Regions from separate parts of the Homo sapiens genome. Here all the other regions are linked to region 5. Evidence: chromatin contacts called from ENCODE Hi-C or POLR2A ChIA-PET data. All regions are on one chromosome and are shown on one strand. Each heading gives the region's core, a stretch centred on a gene start or an enhancer-like site at or near the end of the contact. The rest is flanking DNA. Distances are from core to core; before and after follow the strand shown.

Region 1 (2,735 bases), core at 185-2,684, 3.5 Mb before region 5:
TATATAAAATGGCTTGATATTATTCATTTATGTAATGAATAAAAACTTAGGTCTGAAAATCATCCAAAATAATTCTGGTACATCTAAACATTGAGTTGTTGCGTTTTTCTTTATTGGAGGGGGAGTTAGAATAAGTGGTGCTTTGAGGTTAGCCATAGTCCATCGTGGATGAACATTTGCTAAAGAAAATTGTTATTAATTCAATAAATCATTTATCTACCTCTTGGTGGCACAAAGGGCCTAGTAAATTTTGGTGGGCTATTTGCTCTTAAGCAAAGAACAATCTGTAAAGCTGATTTGGAGGACGCTTGGGAACAAACGAGAGGCAACCACGTGAAAGGCAACGTGCATGTGACTTTCACAGAAAATACTATTTGATGATGATTTAGTACGTGAAGTGCAGCTAGGGTAAAAGGAAAATCTGAGTGTTGCAGATCAAGGGCACCAGGTGGGACGCAGTTGGCATGCAAGCTCAGCCAGCCAAAACATGCGCTGTCAAACCAATCACTTGGGATTACAATGTTTTGGTTTTCAGGAAAGGTTGCTTGTTGAAGCAGCCAAATTCCAGCCTGGAGAGACAGAGTTGAAATTTTAAGGAGACTTTCCCAAGAAGTATTTCGATATCTTTTCCGACACCCTGAGAAGATCACGAGGCGCCAAGAATGCACGCCCTGCGCCTCACCCCAACCCCTCTCTCAGCTACCTGGCCCCAAAACCAGGCCTCTAAAATGGATTAGAGAGGTCTGGGGCCTAAAATTGGCCTCGGAAGCGTTCTTTTTCCCTCTTTTCTCCACCCCTTCCAGAGTTCAAAACTGGGTGTGCCCTCCCTTTTCCGAACGCAGCCCCCATCCGAAGGGCGGATCCTGATTCCCGCGGGCTCAGGCCCCCGCAGGTTGGCGGGAGCCGGTGGGGGCGGGCCGGCCGAGTCCGGGGGAAGCAAAGAGAACGCTGCCGCGCGCCCCGATCAAACTCGCGCCGCCACCAGCTCACGAGCTGCGCCCCACCCTCTCCGTCACCGAAGAGGCCCAGCCAATGAGCGGGCGAGAAAGGCCGGGCCTGCGAACTAGGCACCGGGAGGGAGAGGGCCGCAGGGGGAAGGGAAGTCGAGAGCTCGAGGGCGGGCTGCTCTTGATTGACAGCTCGTTCGAACGAATCCTCCACGCGGCTTTCCTTCGCTCTCTTTTCTACTCATCCCTGCTCTTCGTCCCACCTCCTCCTCCTCCACCCCTCTCCTCTTGCCTTTCGACCCTCCCCACTTCCCCTCCCCCACTCTGCGGGCAAATCGCTGCTGAAAAGAGGTAGGGGCCGAAGCGGCGGGCTCGTGTGGAGCCGTGAGGCGGGATTGACTGGCGCTCGGGCCAATGAGAGATAGGCTCATGGCGCGGCTGTAGCTGGAACTGACCAATAGGAGGGCGGGCTGGGGGCGGAGGCCCAGGTTCCAAACGCTCCGCGGCGCCATGGGCTGAAAACTCAACCGAGATGGAATCTCCCAGTCTGAACCGGTTTCAACCGGTTCCGAGTTTGAGGCACTAGGAGGAGGGGGAGAAGCGGCTGCAGCGGCCGCGGCAGGAGCAGCGGGAGCTACAGCATCAGCAAGAGCAACAGTAGCTACAGCCCCGGCGGCGGTGCCTGTTCCAGTCTTTGCTGCTGCAGTCCGTGCAACCACCCAGAGGGGGAGGGGGGAACCACCAGTCGCTGAGGAACAAGAGAAGGGGGGAAAGTTTAGGCGAGCCTTGGGGGGGGGGGGGCCAGCGCCGGAGCCGCGTGAGAGAGGGAGCCGTGTTTTGGTAGGGGGGAGTCGGACTGCAACTGGCAGCAGAGCGTCTCCCCGGCCGTGTGGACTCTACACCCCCTACTCCTGCCGCTTCTGCTGCTGCCTGTGGCTGGAGGGTCCCCCTGGGGCTGAATCTTTGGGACTTGACCCCGTTCCCTCCCCCTTCCCTCACTCCCCAGCCGGGCGGGAGCATTTATTCCCCAGATTAATTCCCCTTTTGGGGGGGGGCGGGTGTGTGTGTGTGTGTGTGTGTGTGTGTGTGTTGGGGGAAGCGTCCCTGAAATAGTAAATATTATTGAGCTCTTTTTGCCCTTTTCCTGTCCGTTTTTTTAATTTCCTTTTTTGAGGTGGGAAAACTGAAACCCACCTTGATTCGTCCCCTCTCCCCCCTCCCCACCTTCCCTCGCCCTAATCCCCCAACGAGGAAGGAAGGAGCAGTTGGTTCAATCTCTGGGTAAGTCGACTGTGTCTTCGGGGCCGAGGGTCGGGCGGCGGCGCGGCCGGGCGGGCGGGAGGAGGCCGGCGTGGGGCGCGGCGGCGGCGGCCGCGGGAAGCGAGCCCGGGAGGCGGCGGGCGGGCCGGGGGCGCGGCGGGCCCACAGCGGAGCCTGCGATTGAATGGAGCCGCTTTTGCCGCTGGGGGATGGAGGCGGGGAGGCGGCCTCGGGAGGGGAGCGCTTGCTGGGTCATTCGCGTGTGCGGGTGGCGGTGGAGGAAGGCGAGGAGTGTGATAGTGAAGCGGGGCCCCGCGCGGGGTGGGAGGGGTTCCCCAGCCCCTGGGGCTGGGGAGAAGTTGGGGTGATTTCAGGAACATCTCTGTAAATTATTAGGAGTGGAAGTTTCCAGAAATATTTAGTGCAGCAGCATTGAAACGTCCGCCTGCATCACGTGGCCCCCTCGGTGGAGAGCTTGGGATGGGGGAGGGAGGGGCTGCCGACTCCCTGTTCCTCCAGCAAGGAAAC
Region 2 (3,101 bases), core at 329-2,828, 4.7 Mb before region 5:
CTTCGTACACTCAACCATGAGCTCCTGGTAGGAGGCCACAAACTGGAACTTGGATGCATGTTTTCCCACACGCTGCAGTCTCTTCCAAACTGAAGCCATGATGATCAGTCAAGACACTGGAGCAGTTCTGGGTTAGCAATACAGCAGCTTTAATAATGCAGAGGGTCCAAAGCAAAGGAACTTTGCATGTATGTCTTTTAAAAACTCAACTACAACTCGAAATGATGCTTGGGGTCCATAAGTCTTCTCCCTGTTTCACAGGGTAAATCCCATCTTAGATGAATGGCCCAGTCAAGAACACTATGATATACGTGACAGGATGAGTGGGAAGGGGTTCCCTCATGGAGACATCACCATGCCACCTCAGGGGCTATATGATGGGTATTCTGGAGGGCTGAAAAGCAAAACAAAGACAAAAAGAGAAAGAATATGAGGAGAGAATCATGAGAAATGACTAACCACCCATGTTAAATAACGCTGCAAAAGACCATCCCAGTTCTCTGCATGTCTTTTAAACAATGAAACAAAACACTGACCTCAAAAGCCAGTAACATCAAGGATGCAAGACACCAAGGAAGAAATTACAATTCACACCGAAGACGTGGAGCGACACATCAGGTAGTCAGCACCAACAACAATCCAGAGAGACGGTAACTCGGGGCCCTACCTCCCCCTGTTAGCATCACTGAAGGGCGAGCAGAGCGGGAAAGTCTAGGGATGCTGTTTAATGTCCACCGCCAGAAAGAGGGAGAAGTGGAGTATTTTTTAATAAACTTTGTTTTTCAGTCGATAATTAATAGCCTCAAGTCCGACAATATGTGCTTGGAACAAATTAGGGAGCCAGGAGGAATGCTATTTTTCAGTCGGAGGGAGGAAATGGATGGGGAACGAGGAGTGGAGGGAAATCTCCAGGCAGAGAGAGGGCAATGTCCCGGCTCCAGGCCACTTGGGCTCCTTCGCTGCCAACCGGAGGGAAATGGAAACTCCTGCCTGGGGGTGAAGCAATGACCAGCGGGGCAAGTGGACTGTGCAGGGTGCGGTGCCTCCCTCCCCCATCCTCAGGGAAACAGTCCGCCGGAGCCCAGTCTCCTCACGCACGGAGCCCAGACCCCTGCCCCCCAGCGGAGACAGGCGGTGGCTCGTCCGCGGTCCCTGTCACCCAGGCGATACCAGAAGACCCCAGCCCGGACCCCGAGCCCCGGCCCCGCCGCTCGTCCACTCCCGCCCCCTCCTCACACCTCTAATCCCGCTGTCGGGCTGAGTCTGGCCCCGTTCCCTTCTCATAGCCGCTCCTCCGTCGCCGCCGCAGCAGCAGCCGCCGCCGCCACCGAGTCCTCCATCCCCGCCGGAGCCACATGGAACAGCCAAGCCAGCCACGGCGCTCGCGGTAGCCGGGATCTGCAGCCCCTCAGGCGGACGGCGCCCCTCACGCCCACCCCCTCCCTGACAGATCGCCCCGCGACCGTCCCCCACCCTACCAAGCCCTGCCAGAGCCACCGCTCAGCGCCCAGCACCCCCTCCCCCGCCTTTCTCCTCCGCCACCATCATCATTACCTCCCCCGCCGCACCTCTCACACTAACCCTACCCACGGCAGCTCAACCTCCACCGCCCCGCCGCCATTGGCCAGGCCCCGCGCGTGCCCCGCCCACCTCGGCGGCCGGGTCTTACAGCGGCTGGGGCACCTCATTGGTAGAACTGCCTGCCCATCACAGGGGCTCCGCCTTGCCCTTGCTCGGGAGGTGGTTTTTCCCCGAAGCCGGAATGCGACGCACAGGCTACCTTTTTTTTAAAAAAAAAAAGAAGGAACCGACTAAGGACGATCCCGCCCGTTCTTCTGATTGGCTTGGAGAGGGAAGCGATAGGCGGGAGGAATAGGGAGTGTTTATAGTGAACTGCAAGGTGATTGCAGAAGGTGGCTGTCCGTCAAAGGCGCCGCTGGTGCGGGGCTGGGTTTCTGGCCCCTAAGGGTGATTGCAGACCTAGAGATTGGCTTCGCTGCAGCTGTGGGCAGTGCAGCTGCCTGTGGGTTTCTCTCCTGTTCTCATCTCCGCCAGGACCTGGGCGCGCCCTCTCCTCCGCCACTGGCAACTAGGGTTTTTGCGCATAGCCTTTATTTCACCAGTTCCTCCTGGGATCTTACCTGACAACCTGAAGTAATGACCCTGTCAGGCACCCCCCGACACCCCGGCCGCTCCCCGCCCAACATAGAGTCAACTGGTCTTCAGTGGGATTGAATCAGCTGAGCTAGACACAAAATGTGTACAGTACAATTTCTTATTGTTCGGAGTCTTCAACATTTCTTTGAATCTTGGTTTCCTCTTCGCTGTCGGACTCTTTTGCCCCTAGTGAGAACTGTAGATGGATTTGGGAACAGCTAGCATATAAAAAGGGTGGTCAAAGGCAAAAAGGAGGAGGCAGAGTGAGGGCAGGGACACTCAATCTTGTTAAAAGAGCCAAGGGCCCTTTTGAGAATATGAAAGCTACAGATACTTTCTCAAGGGGGAAAAAGTGTTCTGTCTCAAAACACAAAAAATTGTTTTCAGTTTTAGGTGGTTCACAGACCCCTGGTGTGGAGAAAGAGGACAAAGAATGAAACTTCAGGGGAATCCTAGCATCTAAGGAATAAACAGAGTAAAATGGGAAAGAGACCGAGAAGGAATAATCAGAGAAGTAGGCGCATCAGCAAGCTATGGGCAGACAGTTTGGAAAAAAAAGAGAGGCAAGCTAACATAAAAAGAAAGCAAGCGGGATGGGTTCTGGAAACAAGGATCATTCAATCTTACGAAGGTTGGAAAGCAGGGTGCATGGACAAAGTAGCTTGAAAGGTGTTAGGGTCTAGGGAGGATTCTTTCAGGGACAGGAAGAGAGAGCAGTGATGGGTGAGAATTGAGTCCATCTGTAGACATTGGGGGCCAAGACAAAGTGGAGAGACATGTTGAAGAATCAAGAGAGATGGGGAGACAGATATAAGGCTTGAATCCAGTATCTAATTCAATTTCCACTTTCAATAAAGAAAATGATCTAATAATACAAGAGCACAGTGTGCATTTTACAGAAAACAGCATAGTTATCGCTTATTTTGCTAGTCAATTCTAAAATG
Region 3 (2,700 bases), core at 131-2,630, 4.3 Mb after region 5:
TGTCTTGAATATTGTTCTAGAACATTCTTGGAGATACTTTGGCCATGACATTTCTGTTGATCTGTAAATGTGCATTTATCCTAAGCCATTGCCCCTTTTCAGGTCACTGTGTCCAACATCCCAATAGGCCAGTATAGTCTACTTAAAAGCCAAGTTCTTAACTGACCAACTCTAGTTGAGATAGAATGGTTTCTAATTCAGGTTCTTTTCGTGATTTTAATCCCATGTCTCTCTTATGAGCAGGTGCAAACTACTTTAGCGCCTTGATCTTTTCCACTTTCCATTGACCAATTTCCAAATTATTAGTTACCTCAATCTTAGTTTTCTTTATGGATTAGTTGTTTTGTAGCCAGTACAAAGCTGATTTGCATAAGCAGTGAGCTGCTGCTAATTCTCTATACATATATTGAGATTAATGTCTTTGTAGGACTGACTGAAAAGTGAATCAATGAACTTACATTTCATATTATAATTATGAGAACCATCAAGAAAGTAACATTAAAATAATGCTGGATATAGTAATGAGTTTGGTACTATGTTATTCATATAACCAGAACTTCATTTAACTTCACTAGTACTGAAAACCAAAGTGAGTTCCTTAATAACCAGCGAAAATTTTGGAAACTCATTCTGCAATCCTGTGTGTCAGAAAATAAAACTTTTGAAAGATGTAAAGAAATCCTAGAAGTAACATGCACGTTTAATCGCAAGCTCATGAAAGTCGGCTAGAATGCAGAAATGCCAACAAATTTAATTGCTAAAAAGCTGAATTTGCAACTTGATTTACTATTTCAACTCTGTGGTGACATGAGCATTCATCTTCCCGCCAATGGGACTTTTTTTCTTTTGGCAGAGGTTGCAGAGAGATGGAGTCCCCATCTCCGCACTCAGCCTGGTGCGAGCTCGTGCGCCTGTGCCCGCGCTTCTCGCCGTCTCTAGAGACTAACCACCGGCATCTTAAGCAGCTTCGGAAGGAGTGCCCGGGCTGGGTTAGAGATGGCGGGCAGGTGGCAGGGAAAATCTACAGAAATGTTACCCCAAGCCATGTGCTTTGGCCCCATGAAGCGCTAAGGTGTGGTTCTCTAGGGTGTGGGTGCTGTGTGTGGAGTTGGGGAGCAGGGGTCAGGGGGCAGTAAGTGTGGGGAGCTGACCGGCGCCTCACCTTGCCGGGGACCCCGCGGTGGTCCGTGCTGCCCTGCCAGAAGCGCCTGCTGTAGTTGGTGATGTATCCGACCAGCTTGTCCTGATAGGGGAAATCCACCTTCCAGATCAGGGACCCGTAACCAAAAACCCACATCTTCTCGCGGCTCCTCTGCCCCAGTGGCCGTGAACCCTAGCTGTCGCCGCGCCGCCGGGGACTGAAGCCTCCGGTAAGCGAGTAACCGGCCGCGCGGGGCGCAGGCGCGATGGCCACTTGGGGCGCAAAGCGCACTGGGAGTTTAGATCCAGAAAGATTTTCCGAGCGGATCTCAGTCAGCTTTATTTTATTTCCTTGATTAGGGTGTCAAGAGGCATTGACCTTCGGTGTAGTAAGCAATGGATTCTTTTGCAGCATCCGTAAATCACCCTAACCTACCTTTAGTGCCCGTGTGCAGAAAACTACAATACCCACAATGCTTTTTGGAGCTATTTGGCTCTGAAATTGGAACTGGGCTTATTTCTAACGGGGCCGAGGAAGGAGAAAAGAGCAGGAGTCGTCACTCGTGTCCAGATACGGAGGCGGTGTACCAGCACCGCAGGTAGCAAAGCACCTAGAAACACGTTTTGTTCTGCTTTGGAAATTAGATTTTTGCCTATATAACAGCAGCCAGAGGAATGTAATTCATATTTGATTTTATGTCCTGAAAAAAAAGTCTTTTGCCTTTCAAATAAAAGCAGAAAGTTTACAATAGAAGTTTACGCTTGTGAAAGAGTAGCTGTCATTTCAATGGGAATTGTTTATATATTTAAATTTTACACAAATTTATTCATCTTTAGTATTATCATTGGCTTGTTCACAAAAGAGCAGGCAAATGTTCTTAACTTGGGGCCCCTGTAAAGGCTTTGGAAACGAGCTGGGGAACCTGAATTTGTATACAAAATTTGGGGTGTACACTTTTCTAGGGGGAAACTACAGCTTTCATGAGTTTCTCCAAGGGGTCAAGGATCCTAAAATTTTTTGAAGATCTGCTCATTAGAGCTCTTGCTGCAAAATATTGTTTAGGAAATTCGCTTGGACTATCATGGCTGTGTCTCTGTGTGTGAAAACAGAAACCTTACCAAGTGATTGTTCTTTCTTGAAGATTTTTATACCATGATCTTGAATGCTAAAACACTCAGATTCAAGGGGTATTATTTGTTTTCTTATAAAGAAATCAGCAGGAAGCTGCTACCAGACAAACAAACAAAAAAAAAAGCAAGTCTTTTCCTATTTTCTCTAAGTTGTGGTTTCAAATTGCCTGATATGGTTGCTAACCCTTCTTTTTTGAAAAATTTTGAATACACAGAAAACTCAGATAAAAAGAGTGTAATGACCAATACCTTTCATCTAGATCCAGTAATTACCATTTTGCACAGTTGCTGTACTTCCTTTTTACTTTATTTATACTTTTAAATGGAGAACATTTGAAGTTGCTTGTGTTATGACATTTTACTGCCACATACTCTACATGTGTCTCATAAGAATAAGGACATTCATCCTAGAACAAGTTCCCTAAAAAA
Region 4 (2,753 bases), core at 231-2,730, 3.6 Mb before region 5:
TTCTTTTCTTACACTCCTGTTGATGCTTCAAATGCCCCCTCAGATGGGCCTCACTCCGGGTTGAAACTGTTTGTTTGCTTGCTTGTATTTTTGTTTGTTTGAGACAGTCTCGCTTTTTTGCCCAGGCTGGAGTGCAATGGCTCGATCTTGGCTCACTGCAACCTCCGCCTCCTGGGTTCAAGCAATTCTCCCGCCTCAGCCTCCCCAGTAGCTGGGACTACAGGCACGCGCCACCACGCTCGGCTAATTTTTGTATTTTTAGTAGAGACGAGGTTTCACCATGTTGGCCAGCCTGGTCTTGAACTTCTGACCTCAAGTGATCTGCCCGCCTCGGCCTCCCGAAGTGCTGGGATTACAGACGCGAGCCACCGCGCCCGGCCAAAACTTTTTCTTAGGCTCCCATTCCCCATATCTCATGAAATTAGTCACCCCCTCACCTATTCTACCTTTGTGTCTACCATATGTTTTTGTTATTAAATGTATAATGCTGGAGTATAGTTACTTTTCTGTGTCATATATGTCTTTGTTTTCCCACCGTGTAGCACAGAAGTTGGCTGGTTAAACCGAATACATAAAAAGCAATTATATAGTTTTCTTTCTTTCCTCGAAAGGCTTACTCTCTTTAGTCCTTTAGACTAGCATTGGGGTAGGTGACACAATCAAGACTTAAGCTAAAGTGAAGGAATTCAGTGAAGAGGGTGTCACAAAACTAGAGAAATGGAATAGCCTCTCTGAAAAAAGAATCCTGTGCAGGGAGCCGCTGAGAGAGGACCCATGTCACATATGAGCAATTGGGAGGGAGGGAGAACCTTGTCTTCGCTTCCCAGGGTGTGCCATGTCCTGCTGCTCACAGGTTAGCCTGGCCGTACGTATTTCTCAGGGTCCAGTTTTCTACTTAAAGGAAAAAACAAAATACAAAAAAAAAAAAAAAAAAGGCAACTAACCCGTTAAGCTGGAAGAATATTTTTAGATAGCTGGGGCCTGGGAATACTTCTGTTACTTAACATGACCCCAGCCAGTGTGCATTTCATCCTGGATTGCCTCAGGGGTGGGAATCTTGGCTTAGGGTGGCACTGCGGAGGGGCAGCCCTGAAGACCCCCTACCCACACAGCGCAGACCCCCTGACTGCGCCCCCGCGTGGCAGCCAGCCTGAGGGCGGGGGGGCGAAACCAGGGTTTGCCCCGCCCCTTTCTCCCCTCCAAGTCGGCAGCGGCACTGGAAAGTGAAAATGAGAGTAGAAACCACCTGAGCACCCTCGCTCAGGCTGGCGACCCACACTGGTCATGTAGGCTGTGGGAGAGGAAGGGGAGCGCAGGTGGCTTGCAGGCAGGTGACCCTGTCAAGGGAAACCGGGAGGGGCTTCCTCTGGCCGCGGCCCCGCCCCACCCCGCCTCCCTTGGGCCCCGCCCCCACGAGTCTCCTCCCCCCACGAGGCCCCTCCCGGTTCCTACACCTCGGCCCCGCCCTGCGCTTTCGCCTCCGAGGCCACGCCCCCTAGGACCTGGCCAAGCCCCGCACTGAGGCTCCACAAGGCTTCGGCCTGTACGGCCACTTCCTCTTCCTCCTGCCTCTCCTCCTTTTTGGGGGACAGGGCCGCGCCGTGCCGCTGGCCCACAGACCTCGTGGATGCCGCATAGAATGGCCTGAAGCAAACACGGGGTTTTTCCCATAAGGGCCCCATCCAGGTCCGGGGGTTGGGTCACCTCTCCTGTACGTCTCTGCTGTGAGACCTTTTGCGGGGCGCGGACCCTGAAGATCCCTTTGGGTTTCTTCCTCCTTGCTCACCGGCCGGACCCAAGTGATGAGAAGGGGAGTAGGGAGATAAATTGTGGAAAGAAAAGAATGCTGCTGAATTACGGAGTGCCTAACTGAAGAAAAATCAGGGAGCAAGGACATGAGGGGGCAGTAAAATTTTTGAGGAAGATTCGTTGTCAGAAAATAGAAATGGCTAGAATCACCATCAAAGTGTCAGTCATTTCAAACTGCCTTTTAATTACAGTCCCCAGGATGCCTGGTAATTACAGTAGACATCTGACCTAATACTCGCAGACAAAGTTCAGATGGAAATATTTAGAGAAATGCAGGCACAAAGCAGGAAATTGGGGTATTGGTGTTTTCAGAGTTCTCTTTGGGTATCTCTTTGGGTATTGGGGGGGAAAAGCTCCAATGAAATATATCAGACATGATTTAAAAAATGACATGAAGCCACTGTCTGGTTTTCCTCAGGCCCGACATTGGGCAGCATTCACAGCAAGTATTCATTGGCTGGTGGAAGCCCTTGTGATCAAAATGAAGTCAGATGATTTAGCACATACAGTTGTTTGCCTGTGTTCTCCAAAACTGAAGAGCATTGCATTCACATTTCTTGTAGGGAGTGTAAAGGAAACAAACCACTCACCTGCTGCAAGTGCTTAGCATTGTGCTAGAATAATTACAGAAGCTATCTCAGGCTGGGCATGGTGGTGCACGCCTGTAATCCCAGCTACTTGGGAGGCTGAGACGGGAGGATCGCTTGAGCCCAGGAGAGATCACAACACTGCACTCCAGCCTGGGTGACAGGGTGAGACTGTCCAAAAAAAGGAAAAGAATAATTCAGCAGTAGTTGGTTACAGAGTGAAAAGTACTCCCACTTGATTTTTATTTTATTATCCTGGACTCGATTTTATTATCAAGTGGGATTTTTACCAGGGCTTTCAGAAGTTAAGGTAATTTGCCCAAGGTCACATGATTAGTAAATTATCAGTTTAGGATT
Region 5 (2,838 bases), core at 215-2,714:
CCATCAGTTCTCGGGCTGCCAAAATATTCTCAGCATTTTGTCTTCTTACCCTCTTTCTCAGTTTATCACAGTGAAAACAGTCCTGCCTTAGAGATTACAACTGTGCCACCAACAACAAAAGCATAATCTCCACAGCACAGCCATGCAACTTTAATCAACTAATTATAATTGTACATAGGTTAGCAAATTTCTCAATGGGAAATTCTGAGTTAAAAGAGAAAATTTCTTAGGGGAAAATACATATGCCAGCATACATGCCTGAAAATAATTTAAATGTGAAGGTAACCATGATCCTCTAAGTATTTAAAACTATTAAGAGTTTCTGACATGAAAGTTAATTAAAAACGTATATACGTAAATGTAAAGTTTTCTTAATATAATCTTCCTAGCTTCCATAAAAGAAAGTATCTGTTTTTCCTTTAACGGGTTTTTCCTCCTTCACTTAACTGCTTTTTTACTTAGCAGTATTGTCCCAGGTAGAGTCGCTGCGTGTATCTTTAACAATATTCACCTTCCTCCTGATAGGCACACAAGGGCTGGGAATTTGGATGGTGAACTATGCCTAGAGCATTGATTGTATCATAAAGCAGGAAAAGTTTTTGTGGAGGTTTCCCTTGACCAGTACATTATATAGGCTGGTGCCTATTACAGATTTACTGATTTAAAACTTAAAGTCTCCAAAGTGTAAACTACTGATTAAGGAATAAATTCTAAATAATTATAAAAAAGATAAATACACTTTGGGGCAAGGCAGCGGCCTCAGGGCTTGAGGCGGTAAGGGAGACTCTACGAAATGTACATCCTGGGGGCGAGTCCCGAGTTCATCTGCCAAGGGAAACGACAGCCTCTCAGGGCCCGTCCCTGTCAGGGGTGTCCCTTCGGCTTCTGGGTACCTTCCCAGGGCTAAGATGAGTCCTCAACACGAGTTTCCGAGCAAACTGGTACCCAGGGGTTAACATGTGCCTGGGCTGACCTCCAACCCCGCCGCGGCCCCTGACCCTGCGGAAGGTAACGAGAAGCAGCGCGGCCCAGCCGCCTGGTCCGTCCGCCCTTAGCACGCCGGGGACCTACGGCCAACCCCGCGCCCCAACTTCCCGCCACAAGTTCTCTCTGCACCGGCAAAAAGAGAAACTCCACCCACTTTTCCGCTAACACGTCGGACCCGCTTTTGGCAAACGTGAGTAGAAGGGGACGCCTTGTTCTCACTCCCAGCGGGGAAAAAAGAACCAAACGCGGAAGCAGCGACTCTGCCCGGGCCGGAGCTGAGGCCCGGGGGCTGGGACGGCCCGGAGTCCCCGGCATCTAACTCCGACGGCAGCCCTTTTCCGAGCGGGGCCGCGGCTCCGGCACTGCAAGCGGAGGTGCCGCCCGCCACCCAAGACCCCAGAGCAAGAGACTGACCGGGCCTCAGGATCCCCCGTCGCCGGGCCGCGCGCACCGCCTCCTACCTGCCGCTGCGACGAGGCGGAGCCCCCGGGCCTACAGTCCCGCGGGGAGGCGGGCCCAGCACTCGAGCCTGCCCTCCCTAGGACCTGCCTAACTTCTCTCCAGCTGCGTCGGCCTCGCAGTGCAGCGGCCCGCGGAGCCTCACACAGGCCGCAGCCGGTTCCTTTCAGCGGCCTGTCCACGCCCCGGAGACGCCCAGGGGAAGGAGAGGGCGCGGCTACATGGGGAATGGGAGCTGTGTTACTACCTCCACCCTGGCCCGCCAGCGTCTGGACGAAGAACCGCCGCCAGACCAGTTTGGTACGAAATAAGCACGACATGCATTTGTGTAGGAGTGTTAGATCTCCTGTACCACAACCTGAGTACTACGAGCTTCCAAATGGCTAGTCCTTACCGAGCTCTCGCCGAGCAACTAACTATTGGTACTAGCGAAGACTCCAGTTAGGAGGGCCTGTATGTAACTCACCGCGTTTAAGTTCTCAAAGGCATATTGGTTCAGGACCTATTTCTGCCATTAATCGTAGGATAATTTAACACCGTAATTAACAAACTTCAGGTTTTTTTGTCTGTGAAATGGAAATAACCCTTGTTGTTAGATTATAAGGTTATTGGTTATAAGATTATGACAATAAGGTGAGGACTTTATTAAGCAGTTTTCTAATACATAAAGACTCATAGTGGCCAGGTGCGGTGGCTCACGCCTGTACTCCCAGCACGTTGGGAGGCCGAGGCGGGTGGATCATCTGAGGTCAGGAGTTTGAGACCAGCCTGGCCAACATGGTGAAACCCTATCTCTACTAAAAATACAAAAAATTAGCCAGGCGTGGTGGCGGACGCCTGTAATCCCAGCTACTCGGCAGGCTGAGGTAGGAGAAGCGCTTGAACCCAGGAAGCAGAGATTGCAGTGAGCAGAGAGCGCGCCACTGCACCCCAGCCTGGGCAGCAAGAGGGAAACTCAGTCTCGAAGGAAAGAAAAAAAAGACTCATAGTAAGCTTATATTTTAGACTAAACCAAACAAATGCTTAGACAAAGATTATTAATACGTCAGCATTCTACATAGTAACCACCAATAATTGGTTGGGATACAAATACTGAAAGGAAAATTAGAGCCCTTTAATGACTTTGATAGAATAAGGAATTGGGGCTCCCTACATCTTTCAGACTGTCACCAAAATGAAAGATGGCATGAGAAGACGTTTCTAAAAACAAACAAAAAAGTATTTTTAAAGAAACAGTCCATAGAATAATTGTGCCCTTAGTCATTCACTGGTCCAACAGTGTCCTTTCTTATTTTCTTAAGATATTTATATAACAGATGCATAATTACAGATATTTATGTAACAGATGCATAATAATCCTAATATCCATATTGGGTACTCTTTCCTCCTTTC

What was found. A loop is a pair of places that touch in the nucleus more often than their neighbours do. ChIA-PET counts read pairs that join two places held with the same protein, here RNA polymerase II (POLR2A). Pooled maps may share reads with other maps.
Region 1: a loop to region 5 is called in a map of naive thymus-derived CD4-positive, alpha-beta T cell, with 22 times the contacts of the local background. The contact joins the promoter of XPO1 here to the promoter of VRK2 in region 5. A Hi-C loop is called at or near these places in 2 of 168 maps with a recorded cell type or tissue (both naive thymus-derived CD4-positive, alpha-beta T cell) and 13 of 50 pooled maps. POLR2A ChIA-PET finds 5 or more read pairs at or near these places in 2 of 52 experiments (CD4-positive, alpha-beta T cell and CD4-positive, alpha-beta memory T cell).
Region 2: a loop to region 5 is called in a map of naive thymus-derived CD4-positive, alpha-beta T cell, with 16 times the contacts of the local background. The contact joins the promoter of EHBP1 here to the promoter of VRK2 in region 5. A Hi-C loop is called at or near these places in 3 of 168 maps with a recorded cell type or tissue (CD4-positive, alpha-beta memory T cell and naive thymus-derived CD4-positive, alpha-beta T cell) and 10 of 50 pooled maps. POLR2A ChIA-PET finds 5 or more read pairs at or near these places in 1 of 52 experiments (activated B cell).
Region 3: a loop to region 5 is called in a map of CD4-positive, alpha-beta T cell, with 10 times the contacts of the local background. The contact joins the promoter of CHAC2 here to the promoter of VRK2 in region 5. A Hi-C loop is called at or near these places in 2 of 168 maps with a recorded cell type or tissue (CD4-positive, alpha-beta T cell and naive thymus-derived CD4-positive, alpha-beta T cell) and 7 of 50 pooled maps. POLR2A ChIA-PET finds 5 or more read pairs at or near these places in 1 of 52 experiments (activated naive CD4-positive, alpha-beta T cell).
Region 4: a map of naive thymus-derived CD4-positive, alpha-beta T cell shows a loop between it and region 5 (21-fold over the local background). The contact joins the enhancer-like site here to the promoter of VRK2 in region 5. A Hi-C loop is called at or near these places in 1 of 168 maps with a recorded cell type or tissue (naive thymus-derived CD4-positive, alpha-beta T cell) and 6 of 50 pooled maps. POLR2A ChIA-PET finds 5 or more read pairs at or near these places in 1 of 52 experiments (GM12878).

What each region holds. Positions count from the first base shown.
Region 1 is chr2:61,537,055-61,539,789 of GRCh38, reverse strand. XPO1 (exportin 1) reads left to right here and starts at 1,434. Exons shown (of 25, transcript NM_003400.4): 1 at 1,434-2,228. RefSeq lists enhancers at 92-881, 1,450-1,709 and a silencer at 820-959.
Region 2 is chr2:62,704,190-62,707,290 of GRCh38, reverse strand. It overlaps EHBP1 (EH domain binding protein 1), which reads right to left and starts at 1,578. Exons shown (of 23, transcript NM_001142616.3): 1 at 1,239-1,578; 2 at 1-394. The coding sequence starts at 99. RefSeq lists silencers at 1,242-1,321, 1,442-1,701 and an enhancer at 1,732-1,871.
Region 3 is chr2:53,766,484-53,769,183 of GRCh38, reverse strand. It overlaps CHAC2 (ChaC glutathione specific gamma-glutamylcyclotransferase 2), which reads right to left and starts at 1,380. Exons shown (of 3, transcript NM_001008708.4): 1 at 1,163-1,380. The coding sequence starts at 1,297. The region is part of intron 1 of ASB3 (ankyrin repeat and SOCS box containing 3); the gene reads left to right. The region is part of intron 1 of GPR75-ASB3 (GPR75-ASB3 readthrough); the gene reads left to right. RefSeq lists enhancers at 849-1,038, 1,059-1,408.
Region 4 is chr2:61,693,463-61,696,215 of GRCh38, reverse strand. No RefSeq gene overlaps it. Among named protein-coding and RNA genes, the nearest start is that of XPO1, 160 kb to the right of the region's middle. RefSeq lists enhancers at 1-352, 1,625-1,754 and a silencer at 1,325-1,484. Within about 2 kb of position 1,480, at least 29 of the 41 ENCODE cell types and tissues checked have a DNase peak (open chromatin) inside an H3K27ac peak, as active enhancers do; they include GM12878, where a contact is called at or near this core.
Region 5 is chr2:58,045,432-58,048,269 of GRCh38, reverse strand. VRK2 (VRK serine/threonine kinase 2) reads right to left here and starts at 1,464. Exons shown (of 13, transcript NM_006296.7): 1 at 1,402-1,464. It overlaps LOC107984043 (formin-2-like), which reads left to right and starts at 1,037. Exons shown (of 3, transcript NR_171623.1): 1 at 1,037-1,746. RefSeq lists a silencer at 1,212-1,481 and enhancers at 1,085-1,640, 1,632-1,751, 1,641-2,196.